Linked DNA regions of Homo sapiens: region 1 is linked to region 2. The links are chromatin loops, found by intact Hi-C in ENCODE. Cell type or tissue: MCF 10A. All regions are shown on one strand. Each heading gives the region's core, and the rest is flanking DNA. Links, peaks and the distances in the headings are about the cores only. Region 1 has its middle 8.6 kb from the start of MAP1LC3C. Region 2 overlaps KMO (kynurenine 3-monooxygenase).

Region 1 (2,912 bases), core at 107-2,606, 400 kb after region 2:
CAGCCAGAGGCAATAATTACCCAGTGGGTCTGGCTGCATGCCAGTAATACTTTATTTATAAAAATAGACCCAAAAGCAAATGGCCCATGGGCAGTAGTTTGCTGACCTCCAGTCTAGGCACTGAAGTGAATCTGGGGCCAGCTGTAGATCCCATGTTAGCAGTGACATAAGCAGCTGGCCCCCGTTTATTTTAGGGGTTGGGGAGAGAGTGACTAATACATTGCAACAAACCAACTGCCCGCAAAAAATATAATGGTTTCCCAGCTTGACCCAGTGACTAAAAGCAGTCACTCACACCACCGAAATTCAATATAAGTAGTTCTATTTTCTCCCTCTGAAGTTGACACTGCAGGTGCTCTAATTTATCGCAAAGCATTAATTAACTACCTAAGATGTACTTAGCATTTCTGGGAGCACTGAGGAATGAAAAAACATGTTACAGTCCATGTTCTGAAGCAGTTTCCTTGGTGTAACCATGGTGCTAAGACATAGACACACAATCACAGCACTTTCAAACACCCATGGAGAGGTTATTCAGTAAATGTGCATGAAAAATTGGTTAGGCATTTGGAAAAAGATGAAACCTGGTTGGGAGGCCAAGGCGGGTGGATCATGACATCAGGAGTTCAAGATCAGCCTGGCCAACATGGTGAAACCCCGTCTCTACTAAAAATACAAAAATTAGCCGGGCATGGTGGCGCATGCCTGTAATCCCAGCTACTCAGGAGACTGAGGCAGGAGAATTGATTGAACCCGGGAGGCAGAAGGCTGCAGTGAGCCGAGATCACACCACTGCACTCCAGCCTGGGCGACAGAGCGAGACTCCGTCTCAAAAAAAAGTAAAATAAAATAAAAACAACTACATGAGAAAATTTCTATAAACAAGGTCAAAATAAATGGAGCAATTCTTTTTAATATATATGACACATAATTAATCATTCAACTACAACAATCAATAGAAAATGATGAAACGCCTAAAGAAAAGTAATACTTCACAGAATACATCACTGATTAATTTTAAGTACCTGAGTAGATGCTTAAAAAAAAAAAATCCAGACTAAAAACAATTGAAATCCATCCCTTACGCACAGATCAGCATCTGTCCTGGTTTTTGGGTCACGTGCTCTCTGGCCACTCCTCCCGAGCATGCTCCCTCCTGGAACCCAGCCACCTGCTGAGAGGCCACTTGGAGTCACTCCAGTCTTCAATCCCAGCTGGCCCCAACCTTGAGTCATCCCAGCCCAGGGGCTGGACTTGCGAATGAAGAAGCCTTTGGATGATTTCAGCTCCCAGCCATTTTTTTTTTTTTTTTTTTCCTGAGATGTCTCGCTCTGTCGCCCAGGCTGGAGCGCAGTGGTGCGATCTCGGCTTACTGAAAACTCCGCCTCCCGGGTTCAAGCAATCCTCCTGCCTCAGCCTCCCAAGTAGCTGAGAATACAGGCGCCTGCCACTACGCCCAGCTAATTTTTTGTATTTTTAGTAGAGACGGGGTTTCACCGTGTTAGCCAGGATGGTCTCGATCTCCTGACCTCATGATCTGCCCACCTTGGCCTCCCAAAGTGCTGGGATTACAGGCGTGAGCCACTGTGCCCTCAGCTCCCAGCGATTTAAGTCACTCCCAGCCTTCAGGTGTTTCTGGCTGAGTCCCCGGGCACCGTGGAGCATAGACAAGCTGTCACCGTGTACGTTTTCTGAAATCCCCTTACCACAGACTCCATGAGCATAAAAAACAGAACAAGACTCCACCTCAAAAAAAAAAAATCACTCCAGAAAGTAGATTTATTTGGGAAGAATACTCATTGAACCAGGCTAAGCAGTAAGAGTATGTCTGGAGAAGGAACCTAGGAGTCAGGGTTTTTAGTTGGCATATGGCACAGATGACTTGAAGGACATATTAGAGGAACTGACTACAGCAGACAAGCCAGGGAGGGCAAGGACAGCCACAGGCAGGAGAGAGGGTGAGCAGCCACCTGGGAGTGGGGAAAGCAGCCCAGAGGAGGAAACAGCAGGCCCCGGAAGGAGTGAGCCCAGGAGATCTGCCAGGCCCAGCACTTTTGAGGGACTTTAGGGAGCTCACATCTTCTCTGAGTTCCAGCTTCTTGAACAAATGCTCTCTCTCAGCGGGGCACGGTGGCTTATGCCCTATAATCCCAGCACTCTGGGAGGCTGAGACGGGTGAATCCCTTGAAGCCAGGAGTTCAAGACCAGCCTGGACAACATGGTTAAACCCCATCTCTACTAAAAATACAAAAATCAGCCAGGTGTGGTGGTACACATTTGTAATTCCAGCTACTCGGGAGGTTGAGGCATGAGAATAGCTTGAACCTGGGAGGTAGAGGTTGCAGTGAGCCAAGATTATGCCACTGCACTCCAGCCTGGTTGACAGAGCAAGCAAGACTCTGCCTCAATAAAAACAAAACGAAACAAAACAAACTCTCTCTCTCCCATTAGAATGCTTCCTCTTTCCATCATTTGTCTTTTATACAAGTCCAAATACCTTAACAAAATTTACAGGGCCCCGAAGACCTGCCTAGTTCTTTCTCCCTGTCACTGGCTGCAGCCACCCTGGAATCCTGCTTGTAAAACTCTTAGACAGTAGGACCCTTTTCTCAATCATGCCTTCCTCTGCCTGGTGTGTTCCGTCTCCACCACTGGCTCCGTTCCATCATTCTGGCCCAAGTGAAAATTATTCTCCCTCTGATCACCTGGAAAATGCATTCCATCTGCCAATCACTGAGTTTTTTTCTTCTTTTTTATTGTACTTATAAATATCTGAGTGCTATCTTCCTTCCCTTGCTAGCATTAAACTGGGCTCCATGAGGGCCAGGACCTTGTCTACCTTGTTCAATGAGGTATTTTCAGGACCCAAAATAGTGCTAGTAGATAGTCAGTAAATGCTCAATAAATGTTTG
Region 2 (2,912 bases), core at 91-2,590:
CTTTAAACACCTGGAGTATTATCTTGAGAGAAACAGGGAGCCCAGGGAGGCCAGCAGACTCAGGTATGGATTTTAGAAAGATGTCTATATGGAGAATGGATTGGAAGAAATCAAGGTTTATCTGTGCAAGATGAATAAAACAGGGCCCCCACCCTTAAGGAGCTGAAAGTCTAAAAGGGGAAAAGATACCAGCAGGCAGTTAGAATGCAGGACAGTAAGTGCGGGGATAGAAATAGGCCAGGCAAATCCTTCAAGGAGGGATAAAAGTCAATCTTCAAACATTAACTTAAGCAGACCAAAAATTCTGATGACCACATCTAGATTATTTTTTATAAAAATGATTTTCACTATAGCTATGTTAGTTATGCTAAGCTACTGTCCAATCTCTTGTGATGTGTAACTTTTACATGTGAGTATTCAAGTAGATTTCTCTGTCAAAAAAAAAAAAAGAAAAGAAATAGGCCAGGATGCCATGGGAAAGCACCTGACTCAGGCTGGAATGAGCCTCAGGCCACTGTTTACAGCTGGTGTTTAGTCTCCACATAAGTCTTAGTCACAGAGGCCACCAGGCCACCACTCTTCTCCTGGAGACTTTTGGGAAGCTTCTGAGAAGGAATGAATGATGTGTGGCCCCAGCACAGCAGTACTCTTCTAAGAATTCACAGCTCTTTTTCTAAACTGCAAAGGTTTTTTAATGGCTGGACAAAAGCTGACTGCTAAATTTTTTTCATACAGAAGACCTGGATTCATGAGTTTCCTGGGAGAGAGGGAGAAGGGAGGCTCCCAATCCTTGACTTTATCTTGATCTTATCAGTTCCTGATCTGGTGGTCATGCAAGTAAATTGTTGTTTCAGGTTAAAGAACAAAGAGGACATTGTTTACCCCTTTGTTGTTAAAAAATGAAGTCTATTTTCAGATTTTAATCTCTGGACAAATGAAATGAGAGTTCTTGCTGTCTTACAGGTGATAAACAAAGGACTCTTTTTCTTGGGATCACTGATAGCCATCAGCAGTACCTACCTACTTATACACTACATGTCACCACGATCTTTCCTCCGCTTGAGAAGACCATGGAACTGGATAGCTCACTTCCGGAATACAACATGTTTCCCCGCAAAGGCCGTGGACTCCCTAGAACAAATTTCCAATCTCATTAGCAGGTGATAGAAAGGTTTTGTGGTAGCAAATGCATGATTTCTCTGTGACCAAAATTAAGCATGAAAAAAATGTTTCCATTGCCATATTTGATTCACTAGTGGAAGATAGTGTTCTGCTTATAATTAAACTGAATGTAGAGTATCTCTGTATGTTAATTGCAATTACTGGTTGGGGGGTGCATTTTAAAAGATGAAACATGCAGCTTCCCTACATTACACACACTCAGGTTGAGTCATTCTAACTATAAAAGTGCAATGACTAAGATCCTTCACTTCTCTGAAAGTAAGGCCCTAGATGCCTCAGGGAAGACAGTAATCATGCCTTTTCTTTAAAAGACACAATAGGACTCGCAACAGCATTGACTCAACACCTAGGACTAAAAATCACAACTTAACTAGCATGTTAACTGCACTTTTCATTACGTGAATGGAACTTACCTAACCACAGGGCTCAGACTTACTAGATAAAACCAGAAATGGAAATAAGGAATTCAGGGGAGTTCCAGAGACTTACAAAATGAACTCATTTTATTTTCCCACCTTCAAATATAAGTATTATCATCTATCTGTTTATCGTCTATCTATCTATCATCTATCTATCTATCTATCATCTATCTATCTATCTATCTATCTATCTATCTATCTATCTATCTCTATTTATTTATGTATTTAGAGATCAGGTCTCACTCTGTTGACCAGGCTGGAGTGCAGTGGTGAGATCTGGGTTCACTGCAACCTCTGCCTCCTGGGCTCAAGCAATCCTCCCACTTCAGCCTCCCAAATAGCTGGGGCTACCATGGTATTTTTCAGTAGAGACCGGGTCTTGCCATGCTGCCCAGGCCAGTCTCAAACTCCTGGCCTCATGTGATCTGCCCACCTCAGCCTCCCAAAGTACAGGGATTAGAGTTGTGAGCCACCGCTGCCAGCCCAGAGTTACCCTCTAAAGATAAGAAAAAGGCTATTAATATCATACTAAGTGAAGGACAGGAAAGGGTTTTATTCATAAATTAAATGTCTACATGTGCCAGAATGGAAAGGAAACAAGGGGAGACAACTTTTATAGAAATACAAAGCCATTACTTTATTCAATTTCAGACCCTCAGAAGCAATTTACTAATTTATTCTTCGACTACATACTGCAGCAGAACCAGCAATACACTTGATTTTTAAAAGCACATTTAGTGAAATGTTTTCTTTGGTTCATCCTTCTTTAACAGGCTGCTGAGTCACTCAGAAATCCTTCAAACATGATTAATTATGAAGATGAAACACTAGAGTCATATAAGAAATAAAAATTGGGCAATAAAATAAAATGATTCAGTGTTTCTTTTCTATATTGTCAATGAAAACCTTGAGTTCTAATAATCCATGTTCAGTTTGTAGGGAAAGAAAAAATAATTTTTCCTTCTACCCACTTTAGGTTCCTTGGCTGGGGCCCCTATAACAAAAGACAGATTGACAAGAGAAAAACAAACATAAATTTATTAGCGGGTATATGTAATATATATGTGGGAAATACAGGGGAATGAGCAAATCTCAAAGAGCTGGCGTCTTAGAACTCCCTGGCTTATATAGCATCGACAAAGAACAGTAAATTTTTAGAGAAACAACAAAACAAAGAAAAAGAGCTTTGAGTCTGTAGGGGCAGCAATTTGGGGGAAGCAAATATATGGGAGTTTGCCTTGTAGATTCCTCTGGTGCTGGTCTCCAGGCTGACAAGGATTCAAAGTTGTCTCTGAAACTCCTCTTTGTCAT

What was found. Hi-C counts contacts between places; a loop is a spot of excess contacts. Peaks named below come from ENCODE experiments on the same cell type or tissue, not always from the same donor. Only the 100,000 strongest peaks of a DNase experiment are listed, where the experiment ranks them.
Region 1: a loop joins it to region 2, with 6 times the contacts of the local background. A loop is called at or near these places in 7 of 110 quality-filtered maps.

The regions. Positions count from the first base shown.
Region 1 is chr1:241,989,056-241,991,967 of GRCh38, forward strand. No RefSeq gene overlaps it. Among named protein-coding and RNA genes, the nearest start is that of MAP1LC3C, 8.6 kb to the right of the region's middle. RefSeq lists an enhancer at 1,386-1,885. In MCF 10A, for the core only: no CTCF peak of the experiment used is centred there; DNase peaks (open chromatin) are centred at 146 and 1,196.
Region 2 is chr1:241,590,990-241,593,901 of GRCh38, forward strand. KMO (kynurenine 3-monooxygenase) reads left to right here. Exons shown (of 15, transcript NM_003679.5): 15 at 964-2,912. The coding sequence ends at 1,164. It overlaps OPN3 (opsin 3), which reads right to left. Exons shown (of 4, transcript NM_014322.3): 4 at 2,135-2,912. Among named protein-coding and RNA genes, the nearest start is that of CHML, 48 kb to the right of the region's middle. In MCF 10A, for the core only: no CTCF peak of the experiment used is centred there; DNase peaks (open chromatin) are centred at 522, 1,462 and 2,392.